2 separate regions of the Homo sapiens genome follow, and region 2 is linked to region 1. Evidence: chromatin loops called from intact Hi-C (ENCODE). Cell type or tissue: HepG2. All regions are shown on one strand. Each heading gives the region's core, and the rest is flanking DNA. Links, peaks and the distances in the headings are about the cores only. Region 1 overlaps STARD13 (StAR related lipid transfer domain containing 13). Region 2 overlaps STARD13 (StAR related lipid transfer domain containing 13).

The links. Peaks named below come from ENCODE experiments on the same cell type or tissue, not always from the same donor. Only the 100,000 strongest peaks of a DNase experiment are listed, where the experiment ranks them.
Region 2: it touches region 1 in a loop (7-fold over the local background); 2 of 110 quality-filtered maps call a loop at or near these places.

The regions. Positions count from the first base shown.
Region 1 is chr13:33,121,914-33,131,483 of GRCh38, reverse strand. It overlaps STARD13 (StAR related lipid transfer domain containing 13), which reads left to right. Exons shown (of 14, transcript NM_178006.4): 5 at 1,195-2,555; 6 at 3,938-4,111; 7 at 5,244-5,403. Among named protein-coding and RNA genes, the nearest start is that of KL, 110 kb to the right of the region's middle. In HepG2, for the core only: no CTCF peak of the experiment used is centred there; DNase peaks (open chromatin) are centred at 5,183 and 7,773.
Region 2 is chr13:33,257,693-33,267,262 of GRCh38, reverse strand. The region is part of intron 1 of STARD13 (StAR related lipid transfer domain containing 13); the gene reads left to right. Among named protein-coding and RNA genes, the nearest start is that of STARD13-AS, 15 kb to the left of the region's middle. RefSeq lists an enhancer at 6,377-6,877. In HepG2, for the core only: a CTCF peak has its summit at 4,876; DNase peaks (open chromatin) are centred at 5,012, 5,372, 6,742, 8,352 and 1 weaker place; H3K4me3 peaks cover 818 bases.

The DNA.
Region 1 (9,570 bases), core at 747-8,746:
GAGAGTGGAGGCTTTCAAGCAGAAGGCTTCTAAGCTGAAAAAAAAAAATCATATGATTCGATTTGGACTACACTGTGGAAAGCTATTTAGATGGGGAAGATGCTGGAGACAGGGTTTCTCCCACATTTTTACTGTAACAGATCCAGAGAGAGGTGGCAAGGCCTACACTAAGAGAATGAGAGTGAAATTACGAATGAGGGAACAGATTTGAAAATCAGTTCAGAATTAGGTCTTGGTGATGTGCTTGGTGAGGATGAAGCAGGATCCGATGATTCAGTTTATTTCAGAAGGAAATGATATGCTCTAGGTCAAGGTCTGCGCTGGGCCCAAGGCTATGCAAAGCTAAACCAGGCCATCTCTGGCCTCAGGGAATGCAGATGCTCCCCTCTCAGGGGCTGCAAATTCAGGCAGAAACCAGACACCTAGAGTCAATGTGTGAGGCCCAAAGTGTAAGACAGTGCCAAGCCGCGGGGACCCACTGCAGCCACACAGAGGTGTGCGTCCTGCCAACGGCATTCTGACTCGGAGTTGATTCCACAGAAAAAGACGCTCATGCAGAGTAGCCGGATTGGATCACAAATAGCGATCTCCAGAATGGCTCCCTCATCTCTACTTAAAGAAATTCAGTGGTTCATTTTGCTGTTACCTTATCCAGGGAATACACGATAAGAATCAAGTGCAGGGGACTAAAATAAGGAGTGTTAGCTTTGAGATATACTGAAGCTGAGATTCAGATGGGGCAAGCTGGAAATATGGTCCCCGGGGCTCAGTGAAGAGGTTTCTGGAAAGAAGTAAGTGCCTTTTATGGCAGAGTTGAGTTCCTTTGTGAAAAAGAAGACTGCAGGTGCTTTATATTTAGACCGTCTAGTCTGATGTAATTATACCCTCTTTATAATCAGTCAGGGAAAACTTCTTAGAGAGGAAGGAAGGAGGCATTCAAAACCTCTTTGAAAATGGGAAGGAAGAAAGTTTGGCAAGTTGAGAAGGGTCCTCTGGCCACTGGGAGGAAGGGTATGTACAAGACAGTGCAAGTGGTAGAAGGACAGCTTAGAGGTGCCCAAGAAGCTCACACCTGTGCATGGGAGGACAGAGGGGAGGGAGGTGGAGGACCACACAGGGCTGCCCTCAGAGCACCCAGAGTTCCTGCTTCAGCCACGCTGTCTGCTAATGAGCATTTTCCTTGGTGCTCTGCAGGGTGACGACTCCGATGAGGAAGATCTTTGTATCAGCAACAAATGGACTTTCCAAAGAACCAGTCGCAGGTGGTCTCGTGTGGACGACCTCTACACGCTGCTCCCTCGAGGAGACAGAAATGGGTCACCGGGAGGCACGGGGATGAGGAACACGACCAGCAGTGAGAGCGTCCTCACAGACCTGAGCGAGCCTGAGGTCTGCTCCATTCACAGCGAAAGCAGTGGAGGCAGCGACAGTCGCAGCCAGCCGGGCCAGTGCTGTACAGACAACCCGGTCATGCTGGATGCCCCACTCGTCAGCAGCAGCCTCCCACAGCCCCCCAGAGATGTCCTCAACCACCCCTTCCACCCCAAGAATGAGAAGCCCACGAGGGCTAGGGCCAAATCATTTTTGAAACGCATGGAAACACTCCGAGGGAAGGGAGCCCACGGGAGGCATAAGGGGTCTGGGCGGACAGGTGGCCTGGTGATCAGTGGGCCCATGTTGCAGCAGGAGCCAGAGTCCTTTAAGGCTATGCAGTGCATCCAAATACCAAATGGAGATCTCCAGAATTCGCCGCCACCTGCCTGCAGAAAAGGGCTCCCATGCTCTGGCAAGTCGAGTGGCGAGAGCAGCCCGTCGGAGCACAGCAGCAGCGGGGTGAGCACGCCCTGCCTGAAGGAACGCAAGTGCCACGAGGCCAACAAGCGCGGGGGCATGTACTTGGAGGACCTAGATGTGCTGGCGGGGACAGCACTGCCGGATGCAGGGGACCAAAGCCGTATGCATGAATTTCACTCCCAAGAGAATTTGGTGGTGCATATTCCCAAGGATCACAAACCAGGAACATTCCCCAAGGCACTTTCTATTGAAAGCCTCTCTCCCACAGATAGTAGCAATGGGGTTAATTGGAGGACCGGTAGCATCTCCCTGGGCAGAGAGCAGGTCCCTGGTGCCAGGGAGCCCCGGCTCATGGCGTCCTGCCACAGAGCCAGCCGAGTCAGTATCTATGACAATGTCCCTGGCTCCCATCTGTATGCCAGCACAGGAGATCTTTTGGACTTGGAGAAAGATGACCTTTTCCCTCACTTGGATGACATTCTGCAGCATGTCAATGGGCTCCAAGAGGTAGTCGATGACTGGTCCAAAGATGTCTTGCCTGAACTGCAAACTCATGATACATTGGTTGGGGAACCTGGCTTATCCACCTTTCCATCTCCTAATCAGATCACCTTAGATTTTGAAGGTAACTCTGTCTCAGAAGGTCGGACGACACCCAGTGATGTGGAAAGAGATGTAACATCTCTTAATGAATCTGAGCCTCCTGGGGTCAGAGACAGGAGGGATTCTGGTGTAGGGGCCTCTCTGACCAGGCCAAACAGGTAGGTGGCATGCACTTGTGAAATGATTTTTCATCCATTTCATAGTAATTGTGTTCTGTTTATTTCTTTAACAAACATACACAGAGTACTTACTAAATGCCTGACTCTGTTCTAAGTGATGTATGTGATTAGGAATTATTTGAACAGAAGTATGACTTCTGTACAGGTATCATGGTGATTGAATCCATGTGAACTCATATTTATTTGTGCTTATCCTTTATTTTGTTCCTAGTTTTATCCAAAAATATTTTGAGCTTCTTATGTGCAAAGCGTTATACTGGGCACCATAGGCAGGGAATCCTGGATAACCAATACCCAGTTCCTAGGCACCGACTCTTCCCCTGACCTTCCTGTGATGCGTTCATCAAAATGTCTCTTCCCCAAATTTTACACTTTTTTTGCTCCTATAAGAAATTTCTGAGGCCTAAGATGTGTACTCTGCAAGTTTGTTTTTGCTTTAAAGTGCCAATTACAAAGTACATCAAAGCTGACCTACAAAGACCGTTTCAGAAGCACCATAGAAAAATGGCCCTGTGCTGCTGGGTTTCTGGTTGAGGCAAGGGTGTGTCTTGTGGTTCAGTGATGTGTCACCTCTGTACCTCTCATCTTCGGGCTCCATCTCAATACTGAGCAAGATATAGAGTGTAGACACATGGAAGACAATGAGAAAATTTTCTACAGCCCTAGACATTCGACAGCTCTCTCCCTCTCTCTCTCTCTGTTTCTTGCTCCCTGTCTGTATCTCTCTCTCTTTCTCTCTTTGTCTTTATCGCTCTACCTCTGTCTGTCCTCTGTCTATATTGCTCTATCTCTGTCTTCCCTCTCTCTGTCTCTTGCTCTGTCTCTATCTTTCTGTCTCTGTCTGTCTCTCCATCCTCTGCCTCTGTATCTCTTTTTGTCTCATCTCTCCATCTCTCCATCTACATCTGTCTCTCTCTTTTCTATCTCTCTGCTCTCTCTGCTTCTGTCTATATCTCCCTGTCTCCGTCTCTTTCCTCTCTTTCCGTTTCTCTCTCTCCCTCTGTTTCTCTCTCTCTCTCTCTCACATACACACACACACACACTCACTCACACACACACTGTCTCAGCTTGCTCTCAACACTTTGGGAACAAATTTGGAATAAACAAACATAATATTTCCTCTATCACTTATTTAAACCCCCTAATAAAATGGATAATAAGACTTTTTCCAGATTTATCTGACTTGGAAAAATCATGTCCTATGTTTATTCTGCACACTTGTGTCTTCTGTTCCATTTGCTTTGCGATTTTCTTTGCTCGGCTGCTATCTTGATTAGCTGCGTGTACCTTGGTGATGTCCCGTGTTTCCCGCTACCAAGTCCACTTTGTGACTGGCTTCTCTGATGGTCTCTCTGGTAAAGGCGACTCCGATGGAACAGTTTCCAGCTGTCGCACCAGCCCCGGCCGGCCCCAGCATCGCCCCACATCAGCAGCCAGACGGCCAGCCAGCTGAGCCTGCTCCAGCGCTTCTCACTGCTCCGCCTCACGGCCATCATGGAGAAGCACTCCATGTCCAACAAGCACGGCTGGACATGGTGCGTAGCACATTCACCTAGGAGGGGATCCTTGGCTCTAGAGCTAAGTGTGTGATTGCAGAAGCTTCCATGTTTACTTTGTGATATCTGAAAAACCCATTCATTGCCTTCACTGATGATCTCCTGGACATAAGGCATGAGCTCTGCCGTAGCCTCGATGCAGTGGACCCTACAGGAAACATTGCTCTATTTGTAGTTCTCAGTTGGTTTCCAGGGAAGGCAGTCAGGCTCCAAGAAAGGAAAAAGAGACAAGTAAAGGGTGATTAATTGTGAACAGAGGAAATAAAAATAAACTTGCCATAAAATAATCCTGGCAGTTTGCACAGAAACAGCTGTCACTTGTACCTTCTGGCCTGATGCAAAGCTTACCACTTAGAGCATTGATTCATTCAAAGAGCATTTAATTCTTCAAATACATTTCTGCTTTTATTTCATTGGCAAATAGAAACAAGAATATGCAGTAAACCTTGTAATAAGGAATTGACAGAAGCATGTTAGAACTTGAATGTGGACCTATTGTAGATGATTTGGTGGGTTTGAAAAAATACAAAATGTGTCAGTAATTGTTCTATGTTTTATATTATACATATTTAAAAAATCAATGGTGCTTTTATGAAATATTTTAGAAGGTTATAAATTCATGGTCAAATCAATATATGCTTCTGTATTAAAATGTCCTTTGAAAACTACAACTGGCTCTAGAAAAGTAAGATAGAGCCAAGAAATATTGTTCTTCTTTTCTCCCTTCCTTTTCCTCCAACCCCAGCCAGATTTCTTCTTCCTCTTGTAATTTTTAATTTGTTTTGTTTTGTTGGGGACTTTTAAGTGTTCAGCACTTGAGAAATAAGTCTATCACAGTTAAATTGGAAAGTTGTCCACTTGACCTGAAAACAGAGCTACAAATACATTCTGGGAACGTGACTCATGCTGTTTAGTAGCTAGAGATAGCAAGCAGGCAAGGGCCACACAGAGCACAGCAGTGTCCTGTGATTAATGCAGAGAGAATGTTGAATTCACCCCGCATCTGTTGGGTATTCCAACAAAAGCCTGGCTTCCCTCATGCTTGCTTCCAGAGCCTCACCCCACAGTGTGACCCAGGAGGCTTGCATGACCTGGTTTCTGTAAATTCTAGGTCAGTTCCAAAGTTCATGAAGAGGATGAAAGTTCCCGACTACAAAGACAAGGCTGTCTTTGGCGTTCCTCTCATAGTCCACGTCCAAAGAACGGGACAGCCCCTGCCTCAAAGTATTCAGCAAGCACTGAGATATCTACGCAGCAACTGCCTCGATCAGGTAGGGCTGTAACCCCCCCGCTGCTGCCCCACCACCCCCAACCATGGGATTGGATTGAGGGGATGTCAGACTGAGTCAGATCTGCCCAATATCAGGCAAGACATGCCTCACCAAAAATAAAAGGCATTGTGACCTTTATGTAGCAATATTTAATTTGAACAAGACATGTCCTATTTGAGGATGTTTCCTCATTGGCAACTTAAATGATGACCTGGAGTGACTGGGGAAAGTTGACGTTAACAGTTTGTTCCTGGGATGTCTAATTTGCAATCCCTAAAAACTAGAGTTAAGCTATGTACTGTACTGCATTTCCTTTGTAACTATTATTTCAGTGCCACCATTGATTTCACACTGTTCTTTTATCCCTATTATTTTTGAAAAAGAATTAGGTTTTTCATGCCTCCTTTTATTAATTCTTTTTTTTTCCTTTGAAGCAGCATCATGACCAGGAAAACTTAAACCAAACACAGATTTATTTACATCTTTTAAAAATGTGCAAGTAAAATATGAACAAAAGTATCAGCTAAGTCAAATATCCCCTCATTTTATAGAGTTGATTCAATGCTGAAGCTAAACAAAATATTCAGAGATTTGCTGCCTCCGAGACTTTTGGGGCCCACCATAATGGTGGACTGTGATTAAATCCAGAGTGCTGTCCGTCCTGTACTTTACAAAACAAAGGCTTTGCTCCTCCAAATTAACACCCATTAGCTTCTTAGACATTCTGTCCAAAATAAAAGTTGTGTTCTTAATTGATAAATTGCAGCCCTGAATAGTGGGTATATTTCCAGGCAGCTATTCTGTAATAGTCCCTGTTCATCATACTTTTTGATGCCATGCAGAGAATCTGTACCAACCTAAGATTATTTGTACTTTTTATTGATTTACCCTGGTCCTTGGGCTCAGTGGGCAGGAATGAGCTGGCTAGTGATGCTTGTAGAGACCCCAATACTGAGACCACACTTAGAATCAGGCTGGTCTCTTGGTGAACCAGAAATCAATTTTCAGTGCAGAAAAATAGCAGTAACTTCTTCATTTGAAGTTGTCTTTGACTGAACTGAATGTGTGTTCCCCTTTGTCCCTCCTCATTTTTAATTTAGAGAATCTGCACATAACATTTTTCCATATTTGTATGTCATCGCAGAGGGTGGGATGGCTGCTGTCATTGTTGTGAGGATGGCTGTTTAGTTTTGAGAAATGGCCTTAATAGCTTGCCTCTTATTCCCCAGAAATAAGGGTGACAGGCTACTTTTCTAGGGTTCTCTTCTTTGACAGATGCCCCAGCATGAATTGACTTGTGAATCACATCCCAATAGAGTCAGCCAATGAATCTCGTTACTTAAGCAAACATTTTAATTTTTTTAATCTTAGAGGTTTTACTAAGAATACACATTATTCAAAGTTAATGTCCATAGCTATAAACCATTCCTGCCCCCCGTAGCTTCTGAATAATGTGCAGTGCCAATATCATTGCTGTTAGTGGGGCCAGTCTCTCTTTAGAAGCAAAAGTCTTATCAGTAGAGAGAAAGACACAGGGCACCAAAACCTCTTCCACCCCTGTGTCCATCTCAGGTCAATTTTTTAAATCTGGGAGAATGCCAAGATGAAAAACAGTGTGCCGGCAAAGGCTTGGAGGAAGAAGACTCATTTCAAGATATAAATACTGATTCTAAATGTAATTAAAATGAATAGAGCCACGCATCTCGCGTCAGTCACATGGGAGAATCCGTAGGACATCGAAGGGACTTTCACCACAGTCAGTCACCACCTTATAATGCACCCAGTCCTGGCAGGGCTTCCAGCCTTGGAATGTCCCTCCCTTTCCTTGTCAATGTGGTGTGGGAAGCACGCAGAGACCACCTCTCTGGCTCCTGTGAAAAAGGAAGGTGGTAATAGGAAGGAAAAGGGGAGAACTAGAGAAACATAAGGAATCAAAACCTGGCTTTTCCGGAGATTTCAGAGCAAGCAAGAGCTAGTAAAAGCGAATCAATCAGAAAAGCGAGGGGAAAAGAGTGAAAAGCAAGGAGAGCAACACCAAACGAATGTTCTTTCTTCGCCAACAGCACTTCTGTGGAATTGAAAAGATTCCAGTCTGCCCAAGGCCTTGAGATCTCAGCCTCAAAGCTGCAGAAGACGAGAACATCCGCAAATAACCCCTTCTATGCCACATTTTAATAGGAAGTACCACCCCATACTCTCCCAAGGCATTGCCCCGAGTCTCAGGGAGAAGGCTTCCTGCAGTGCGATGGGCCCTTCTCCCCGTGCTAAACACTCGCCTCGCATATAAGCACTCATTGCAGTTGACCCTGCCCCACAGAGCCTGACACATTGCCAGCCTTTTGTCTTCCACACTCCTGCATGCCCAGCAGTTTCTATATGATGCAACAGAGTGTCCATGTTTGCCCTTGCAGCTGGCTGTGGGTGAGATGAGGAAGTTTAGCCTTCAATTATGAACCATTTGTATTCAGACATAGTAGTGTGTAAGAGGAGCCTTGCTTTGTTGTCTGAGCTTTTATTTCTGCCCTAAATCAACTGTGCACAGAATAGATTATACCTATTCCTGATGAATATGAAGTCACCGCAGTGAGAGGCTGAACCTGCAATGCTCAGAATAAGAATCTGCTGCATACTCTTCTTATGAATCTTTCTTTCTCAAGAAAACCAACCTTCCTTCATTAGCTGAGCACATTTCTAAAGAAGAGGAAATGGAAGTCCTGATAAACATCATTAAGTCCCGAAAAAGATTAGCATAAACAGGATGCCAAGAGGGAGATTTAATATTATTCAGATGGAATGTGAATTCTAATGCACCACTCATGCTCAGCCTCTCCTCCTAATAGAGCAGTAAGTTTTAAAAGCCTAATCATGCTGGGAAGACTCTTAGTACTCAGTACAAGTGTCCCTGCCCCCGCTGGCTGTTTGTCACTTTTTCTGTTGCCTGCCTCAGATAAAGTGAGCAGTGCTCTGGGGCTATCCAGTGAAATTATCCTTGAGTCCTTGCTTTTTTTTTTTTTTTTTTTTTTTTGAGATGGAGTCTTGCTCTGTCACCCAGGCTGGAGTGCAGTGGCACGATCTCAGCTCACTGCAACCTCCGCCTCCTGGGTTCAAGTGATTCTTCTGCCTCAGCCTCCTGAGTGGCTGGGATTTACAGGCACGCACCACCATACCCAGCTAATTTTTGTATTTTTAATAGAGATAGGGTTTCACCATGTTGGCCAGGCTGGTCTCGAACTCCTGACCTCAGGTGATCCACCCGCCTCGGCCTCCCTAAGTGCTGGGATTACAGGCATGAGCCACTGTGCCCAGCTGAGTCCTTGCTTTTTCATAGCTAGGTTTTTAGGTGAAAGACAACAGAAAGAAGACAGGAAAACTAGACCAAGGGGACACTCATCACTCGCCTTTTATCTTCAAAAGGAAATGAGAGATCACATACAAGAGAGATGCTTATAAAATGAACTCTGCATTGCTGATGGCCATTCTCCCCTTTCTCAAGAGGGTGGCTGGGCTGAGCTTTAACAGTAGATGACAGCAGGACCTGTTATGCCATTTGTGGGACCAGTGAAAAGAGAAAATGTGGGATCACTTGTTCATAAATCATTGAGAATTTCAAAACCAAGACAGCAGAGCATTAAACTAAGTGTGTGAGACCCTGTGTGATGGCCCAGGCTGCCCGTCCATGGGTGACAGACACAAAAGTGAAGGAAAAACATTATGCCCTCCTGGGATCTTCCTCATAACGAAGCTGAGGGAGCTGGGGCTGTTGCCTGCCCATCCACTGTGATCAGAAGGATGAGCAACAGGGCAGGTATGGTGGCTCACACTTAAAATCCCAACACTTTGGGAGGCCGAGGTGGGCAGATCACTTGAGGTCAGGAGTTCAGGGCCAGCCTGGCCAACATGGTGAAACACCATCTCTGCTAAAAATACAAAAATTAGGCTGGGTGCAGTGGCTCACGCCTGTAATCCCAGTACTTTGGGAGGCCGAAGCTGGTGAATCACCTGAGGTCAAGAGTTCTAGACCAGCCTGGCCAACATGGTAAAACCCTGTCACTACTAAAAATACAAAAGTTAGCTGGGCATGGTGGCAGGTGCCTGTAATCCCAGCTACTCAGGGGGCTGAGGCAGGAGAATTGCTTGAACCCAGGAGGCAGAGGTTGCAGTGAGCTG
Region 2 (9,570 bases), core at 1,135-9,134, 140 kb before region 1:
ATGACTTCATCAGTTTTTGCCCTTTTATGTGTCTTCCTTCAAATTTGAATAGGTGGTCCAGTCTGGGAACAGGGAACCCTCTCCCTTTTGTGAAAGTGTGCTGTCCTTGAAAAACCAGGGCCCACCCTCTACGGAGAGTTTAGCTGTGTGCTGACACTGCTGCACTCGAGTTTGTGTTCCACCTGGAAGGATTATGATAAGATAGTGGTAAATTTCTCATGAATTCAACTTTAGTAACATAGCAGTAACTTATCACAAATATTTAAGAGAGACTACATTTCAGAAACAGAGACCACTTTTTCCGCATCAGCTCTTCTATTGGAGAACCTAGCCTAGTCAATATCTCAACAAATATTTGTTCAAAGCCGATTGTGTGCAAGATCTTTTCTGGGATTGTGTATGATGCAAAAATTATATAAAACATGATCACTGCCTTCAAGGAGATTATAAGTAAGTGTGATAAGACATATAAACTGTCATAAATATTGACAATTCAAGGGAGCGTATGGCTTAGTGACTGACAGGCTATCAAAACAGGCACTTAGAAGTATGTGTAGGCAACAGAGTGGTAAGGTAAAGAGGGGAGACCACTGGGCCTGAGCCATGGGAAGAAGCTGTATTTCCACCGGGCAAAATCGCAGAGTTGTCCTAAGCAGGGCAACAGAATGAGTGGAAAAGTATGACTTGAGCAATTTAGAATGTAGTCCAAATTCAGTGACATGTGGAGGTTATAGGAAATACAGATGATAAGGTTGGCAAAAAAGTTTGAGGCCAGACTGCAGTGAGTTTGAAATTTATTTGATAGGTAATAGGGAGCTCCTGAGGGCTTTTAAGTAGAGCAGAAATAGGACAAAAAGAGCAGCCTAGAAAGATGAATAGATAAACATGGGTTTGAAGTGGCCAGACTGAATGTAAAGATATAGTCATCGTGGTTGAGCATGTATTTTATGCAGGCCCTGCCTAAACATGATCAATAATTATGTCATGTAATCCTCAGAAGAGGAAGTACCATTGATGTTCCCATTTTAAAGATTAAGAAACGAAAACCCAGAGAGGTTAAAGTCACTTGTTCCAGTTAAACCCAAATAACTAGCGGAGCCAGGAGGTGAACCCAAGGCTGTCTATTGCTGTCTGTGTTCTGCCACAGCTCCAGGCTTCTCCTTAGAGTGGTTGTTGCTTCTGCTGCTGCTGCAGTTACAGTGACTACTCAGAAAAATACCATGAGGGATGAGGATCTTAACTATGGTGATAAAGAAATTATAAATACAAGAGATAGCTCCATAACTTTTCGGGATGGACAATGTTTACATGCCTTATAAAATTTTTATGTTTACAATTCCTAATGTATCTCTTCATGTTCTCTCCCCACTCCCCATGATAAGAACCCATTAATTTGAATTTATTACTGTACCTTCTGCTTGAGATTTTTATTCTACTTCAAGACACCTCTTCAGTGATTTGTGTCATCAGTAATTCTTACTCAGTAAAGTCTGGGTCACCTTACAACAGAAATTTCACTGGAATCATATACATTTTCTTCCTGCTTTTGGCATGACTAAAAATGTATTGAAAAGGGATAAATACAATAAACTACGAACATTAAATGAATTTAATATGAGTGGCAAGGAGATTTGAATTTTAAACTGCTAACATTATAGTTGCTTGAACTATTTCATATTTTATAATTCTTAGAGTAAAATTTGCCCAAATACAACATAATTTAGTGCCTGATTTTAGAAATGTGAATAAACCAAAACACTAGTTAAATTGGTACAAGTTGTCTGAAATAGCTGTAAACCCCAAGATTAATTTGTAAAGAAACTCAATAAACAAATGTCCCTATAGGACACCTGTTCATATTGTTTACACCAAATTCCTAAGTGGTCTGTCAGCATCTTAGCAAGAAGGAGATTTTCAAATGTGAACTCTTCCAGAAGTAAAGATGTTTAAATATTTAATGAAGTAGGAAATTGCACATATTTGCCTCAGGCAGCTGCCCCACTGATACTGAATAAAAAATACTCATAGAGTATTTTATAAGAGCTATTAATATAGAGTTTAACTTCTCCACCTGAATTGTAGTTCAGATTCTGAATCTCTAGCTGCAGGTTAAATCCAAATTAAATGAGATGAGTAAGGAAGCTTCAGGAAACAGAGTTTGTGTGCTTCAAGGAGGAAGAAGCCACCTCGGAGAACTGGCTTACTCTGAAAATGCGCAAATGATCCTGAATGATCTCTGTGCTCATTAGCACCCCTGCACACATTCTGCTATTCTCTCAGCACACTCTAGTCTCTTGACTCCTGTTTGGAAAGCAATGTTTCACTATTTCCCTCAAATCCAGGCCACTTTTATTTCTCTTCATCAAGACGGGTTGTCTCTAGGGGTCAAGATGGGCAGAGGTTATGTTGAGTCAGCAAAGACTCTCTGCTTGGCAGGTCATGGTCACACCCATTCCCGTAACTTCTCCCAGCATGCAAGAACTAGAGGCCACTGCCCAGCCTCTGAGTCAATGCCAGGTTGTTCTCTAGAATAGGCTGCTCCTGACCCAGTAACCAGCTCCGGAAGTTTCCAGGCTTCTCAAAGGAGCCTTCTTCTTTGAAGGCTCCCACTTAGTGTTCTTGTCCCGTATTTATATGTCAATGCAATTCTCTCTTTCCTGCTGATCAAGCCATTCTGTTCATGGGTGGCATGGAAGAGGTCATAACCTCTGCAACCCTTCTATGTGTCAAGAAAGACCTCTAGACTCTGCTGATGAAATACGTGACCCTAATTGCCTCTCCATGCCAATGGCAGACTCATTCCCTGGCTGTTTCTGACATTACCACCAGCTGAGCTAAACCAACAGGACCCAAGTTCCTCAGGGAGCACATTGTTTGGGCAATTAGTGGTTGAGCTCCATGGAAGTGTGATCCATGACTGTTGCTATGTAACAAACTGTCCCAAACTTAGTGGTATTAAACAACCATGTTATTATGCTCATGGATTCTGTGGGTCAGGAGTTTGGAAAAGACACGGTGGAAATGGCTTGTCTCTGTTCTTTGATGACTGTGACATAGGCTGGCAAGACCTGCGGGCTATGCCTGGCTCAGTGACTGGGCTCCAGGAACATCCGAAGCCTTGGGCACTTGCATGACTGGCAGTGGATGCTGCCTCTCGGTCAGGACCTCAGTGAGACTGGCAGCTGGTGCATCTACATGTGTCCATGTGGTTGCCCAGGCTTCCTTCTTCCCCACATGGAGACTGCATCCCAAGAGTGAGCAAGGCAAGGTGTGTGACTTTTTATGATCTAGTCTTGGAAGTTGCCTCTTCACTTTTTCTGTATTCTATTAGTCAACATAGCCATAAAGGTCTGCTCAGGTTCAAGAAGAGCAGACCCATTATTCAATCGGAGGAGTGTCAAATAATTTGTAGATTAAAAAAATATATGTTTGACACATTCAGTAATGCTGGGTTCCTGTCATTTTTTCTGGCATGTGGCTGGCACCTAACTGATTCATTTGACTGAATGCTCCAACTAGAATCATCACGCGATGTTCTTTTGTCCCCAACATGAAGAGAGTGCTCGGGTGACATTCCATGTATGCCAGCTGCATTGCACCAATTCTTTGGTTGTGACTGTGTGAATAGTTGCAGGCATCATTCTGTGCAGTTTCAAATACATTAGGCTCATTTAAGCCCCTACAAACCCCGTGAAACAGGAAAGAAGAACATACTCCCACTCCCTTCCCAAGATTAAAACAAAATCCAGAATCTCTAAGCAAGGCCAATTGGTACTCAATTTTATCCCAAACCTGGTTTTCCACCAAAAGTTCTCTCATTTCATTTGTAGCTGTTTACTTTGCTGCTCCTGAATCCTTGGGAGGTAGAATTAAAGTTTCTGGGTGATGTTTTATTAAACATTTAAAGGAGAGGGGGCTCCTTTACAGCAGAGGCTTGCAAGCAGGTACAATTTTGCCCTCCAGGGAACATTTGGTAATATCTGGAGATACTGTTGATGATCACAACTAGGGGGTGGGTGCTGCTGGCATCTAGTGGGCAGAGGCCAGTGATGCTGCTGAACTTCCTGTAATGTACAGGATGCTCCCCCACACCAAAGAATTATGTGGCCCAAAATAGTGCCACTGTTGAGAAACGCTACTTTACAGGGGGTTTTATAATCCTTCTAATAAAATGAGGAAACTGGGGTTCAGAGAAGCTGAGTGACTTGCTTAAGATTCTACGACTAGTAAGTGATGAGCCAGAATGTAGACTCTCATCTTGAGATCTTCGGTCTCATGTCTTTATTTCCTATGGTACTTGAGCTGGCCTTGCCACCTGCCTGTAGAGAGAGGACTTGGAGTGGGGAGTGGGTATTCTTGCTTTCCTGGAATTCTGGGCATCCACCACACCCATCTAATAAGCAGAAGTCACTGGGATGGACATTGTGCTCCTGCAGTTTTCTTTACTCATTAGGATCCAGGGGCAGGGCTTACATGAGCAGAGTGAAGATTTCGGTAAGGCCTGGGTGGGAACTGGACTCTAACCTCCCAGATCGAGACTTGTAAATAACAACTGAAAAACTAGAGTACAGGGTGTGTGTGTGTGTGTGTGTGTGTGTGTTGTGTGTGTGTGTGGGGGGGGGGGTTCTGGGTGTGGTGTGGGAGGGAAGTAAGATCTTATCCCACAACAATAAGCAAACAGCTAATTACTTGTAATTTTGGAGATAATTGTTTTCTCCTCCTGCAAACATGCCAAACAGGAAATTAATTTAAACCCCAGAAAGTTCGAATCATCTGCAGATTGTCAGGAAAGAAACACTCATTATCCCCTTAGAGCCCCCATCATATCTAACAGGCAGGCTGAAAAGTGCAGCTGCAGCACAGGGCTGCCACCTCTGTGCGAGGTCCCCCCACTGGCTGGTGGCTGGAGAGTAACAGGACGGAGCCTCTAGCAGAGGCAGGACCGAGGCAGGCAGACGGGGCCCAGCTTCCCATTGACACCTGATTCATGCCACCTGATGCAGAATGTCTCACTGTGAGTCATCCTTGCTGATAGACCTATTCATCACTTTGAATTCCATGTCAGTGCAAGAGCTGGCTTCATTCGGCCTTGGATAAATGAGTCTTCAGGTAATAGATGACAGTTAAAATATCAGGCAAATGTTATCTCCAGTGAAAGACTTGGCTTTGCCCGCTTAGTCTGTTTTGCTTCTCAGCTTAAGGCAGTCTCTCTTCACTTCTAAGAGGGAGGATGAACACAATCCAGATTGTTCATTTAGATGAAGCATCTTCCTCCTCCTAACTTCTCACTGCTCGTGGGCCCGAGTTCACCAGGGAAAGCCTTCTAGGGTTGAGCAACAGAACAAAAGGAATGGGCTGCCCTGCCTTCCGAACCCAAGCAACCCGTGCATACAGTGTTTTAACTGTTCTGGAAAGAATGAAGCATTCATAAGCCCTTCCATTTTCAAGAAAAAAATTTCCTGTGACATTTTAATCCCCTTTTGTGCTGGAGAATTTTTAGAGTTTTCTCCTGCCAGTCATCTCAAATGTTTTGTATCTTTCCCTTTTAGCTGAATTGCGTATTATGAGCCATGACCCACAATAAAAAATAATGCCACTGTTATTGAATGAAAGTCTCGTTCTTTGGGTTATTCTGGGCTATGGGGTCAGCATATAAATGCTGACCTCTGAAAGTCCAAAGATGTTATCTAGTTGAGGCTTATGCCGGGAGAACAAAAATGAGCTGTGAGATGAAAATGACCACCTGGGATCTCCAATTTGGTTTATGTTTCCGTGAAATAGTTTCTATAAATGATATGAGTGGGTGCCACTGCATTTTCTCTAAAAGGAGCGCTGGCTTATTTCTGAGATCTCTTGTCTGTGTATGGAATTTTTGTAGTTACTCTCTATCTAAATTGGGGTTCTCAATCTCCCCACTATCGACATTTGGGGGCCAGGTAATTGTTTTTTGTGGGGACTGTCCTATGCATTGTGGGATGCTAAGAGGCATCCATAGTTTTTACCTCTGGATACCAGAAGAGATCTAACCCACAAGTTGTGAAAACCAAACATGTCTCCAGACATTGCCCTGTGTTCTCAGGGGAGCAAAAATCCCTGCAGATGAGAACCATTGAGCTAAATAAAAATAAGGATCCCTAGATAGATACAAATGAATTCATTCCTTTGTTCAATCTTTTAACAAATGTCTCTTAAATGTCTTCTGTGTACCAGAGTCTTCTTTGAAGATTGTAAATTGAGAGATGACTAGATCATAGTTATTGCCCTATAGGGACTTGGAGAGAAGACAGGCATGAATCTAAATAATTACACCAGGAATGCCCTCTAATGAAGACGGGAAGGACGTGGCTTAGGAGTTCAGAGGAATAAGTGTTAACTCTTCTTGAACTTATCAGATTTCCTGAAAATTCTGATTCTCCATTTATTCAGAAACACTTACGTTTTCAAGGGAAAAAAATCCTGTTTATTAAGATATTACACTACAGAGAGTTTCAAAGTCAAACTTATGAATTCTTTTATGTAAATGTTTTGGTAAGGTAAATTTTGGTTTCAAATGTAGATAAAAGAAGTCGCAATATCTAGATATTAGTTGATGTACAAAACATGTACATGAAAGGCTCTGAATGAACGGATTGGGTAACAGCTGTTCAAAGGGCTGAGTGAGCCCTGAGCTTGGACAGTGTCCAGGCTCTGTCTTAGGAAAGTGTCTGCCATGCTTTGAAGTCACAATTTTGAACCTTTGTTCACAGTAACAGACAAAAGTGGATGTTTACACTTCCTGGGGCTTCAGATTTGATGACCTCCCCCGTAAAATGTAGAGGGCAGTAAGATGAAACAGAAATAGACCTGCCTCCACTGTTGAAGCAGCGTTGGCAATGGCTGCCCACTGTGAGCTGCAGCGAGCACAGCTCCCAGACCACCAGCTGGAAATCCACCCCTTTCTCTTTCATTGCAAATAAGTGCGAAAGATGCTACGATAAGGTTTTGAATCTATGGCAAATGAATATTTGAAATCCTTTGTATGTTTTAACTATGTGGGAGGTACTGTGATGTAATCATGAAGAACACTAGCTGGAAAGTTAGAAAGACCTGGGTTAAAACCCAGGCTCCACCAGGCCTAGATGTTTGACCATGGACCAGTTATCTAACCCCATGCTGCCTCAGGTTCTTTGTAGAAATTAGACTAATCCTTCCCACCTCAAAGGATTGTTATGAGGTAATTATAGGAGATATTTTAACTGTCTAATTTTTTTTTTTTTTTTTTTTTTTGGAGATGGAATCTCACTTTCTTACCCAGGCTGGAGTGCAGTGGCACGATCTCGGCTCACTGCAACTTCCACCTCCTGAGTTCGAGCATTATCCTGCCTTAGCTTCCTGAGTAGCAGGTCCCTCCCATGACATGTGGGAATTATAGGAGCTACAGTTCAAGATGAGATTTGGGTAGGGATACAGCCAAACCATATTAATATGGAAGGTCATCATTGCCTAGGAAGTGCCTGCATAAATAGATATAAGTTGAGCTTTTAATTTGCTTTCAGTTCAGGTTAAATTTGGAATATTGGTAATGATTTTTAAACTCAAGCAAGCGTATTGTCACTTTTTGGCGATTTCCTAGGCCCAACTGAACCATAAACAGAGGATTCCTTTGCTCTTGATCTTTTGAGACCTAATAAGAATGCACAAACCACTTTCAGTGCTCTCTTTGCATGACAACTATGTAGATGTGATGGAGTCTGGCAATGTCAAAAGAAAGGAAGCATCCTCTACCCAGGGTTGAGATTGCATCAGATCATGGGAACTGACACCAAAGCCAGTGTGAAGTTTAAGAGTGGAGGCATTGCTGAGAGTCCCATTTTGAAGAGGTCCTTTTTATTCCTGTGCACATTCTTGCCCAATATCCTCCTTACTGATATATGCTTCTCTATTAATTTTTAATTTCTACCAAAATCTCAGAAAGAAGATACTGTCAGTCCCTATGAAAACAAGGACTGTAACAATCTCACAAGTTTGTTTCTCAAAAGATAATTTTTCTCATCCATTCCTGCATTTATTCATTCAACATTTATTCAGCAACTGTTAGATGCTGGGCAAGACAAGATGTGGGCCCCACCCTCCAGGAGCTTCCATTCTAGTGGGGGCAGGGGAGGAAGGGAGGGAGGTAGAGAGGTAATGATAGTACAGGACAGAAGTACAAGGGTAGGCATTAGTGCAGGATCCAAGGGGAGCTCCAGAATCCATACTAAATGCTTAGGGAAGGCTTCCAAGATTAGGCAATGTTCCTGTTGACTTTTGAAAGAGACAGCCCAGCAAAGATAGAACAGAAAGATGTTGTTTTCCAACAGTATGGCACAACACTTGAAGAACAGAAAGACACTTATAGGAGAAAGATCTCATGTGCTGTAGTCAAGCACAGTGAGAGAGCATGGTCTGTTCTAGGAAGAGCAAATTAAGGAGAAACCTTGTTTTCTGTATGGAAGCAAAGGCCTAGATAGGTCACTGTGGCTCCAGAGTTGAGCATGCATTGCAGAATTCCATTGCACTGATCCCTGTTATCCTTCTCCAAATCAGCCTGACCATAAAAGGGTTTGTGGCTCTATTAAGTCCTTGTGTAAGAAAAACTACACATAAAGATTTAATTGAAAATAATTGCAAGAATGGTTCTCGGAAATATTCCACTACTCTGCATTTAGAAATAGCCTGAAATGTTTTGTAATCCATCTGCGTGCCTTCCAGCTAGAGAGCGTGCAAACAATACACACTGAAAAGGCCACTCTTTTTTTTTTTTCTTTCTTCCTAATCTCCAGCATTGACGATTGCATGGTGTCTTGTGTGTTTCTGGTCTTCATAGCCATTAAACTATTTCTAAGTTGAATCGAAATCCAGTTGAAACCTGTTCTTTTTTGCTCTTCTTCTATTGAGAACATAGAACAACTGCTCTCTAGCACATCTATTTTTTTAGGAAAATGGTTATGGAAGCATTCACTCCAATCACATAATATGGGTGGGCAATTGCTTGCTTTAACTACGCCAGATAAAAGATGACCCCCAATTCTCCATGGCAACCAGAATCATTGACGATCAAGCCAGAGGAAGATGCTTTGTGTAAATTGTGTAGCTAGAAGGAGATTTGCAAATGAGGGGACTCTCACTGGCTTAACCCAAGAAGCTGATAAAGGGGAGCTGTCCATTTAAAATGCATCAGAGCCTTATCACATTCATATAAAACAAAATGACTAAATGAAGCAGCTGGAAGATTATAGTGAGTTTTAATTATCTTTTAATAGCCAAAGGGCTCTTGCCAACACATGCTGATAACCTGTCACTTGTTATGTGTCATATAATCTCCATTTATGAGTCTCAGCTGTTACAAATTGAAAATATATTTACAGTGATGATCTTTCCTTGTTAAATGCAAATTCCCAGAAATGTTCAAACTGCAAGGTATCCTCACAGCTTTGTTTCTGTTACCCTCTTGTGTGGAATTGAAAAGGCTGGTAATACTAAACAAATAATAATAACCAACCTTCTTCTTGTTCATAATTTATGACTCTCATTATGAGTATAATAATACCA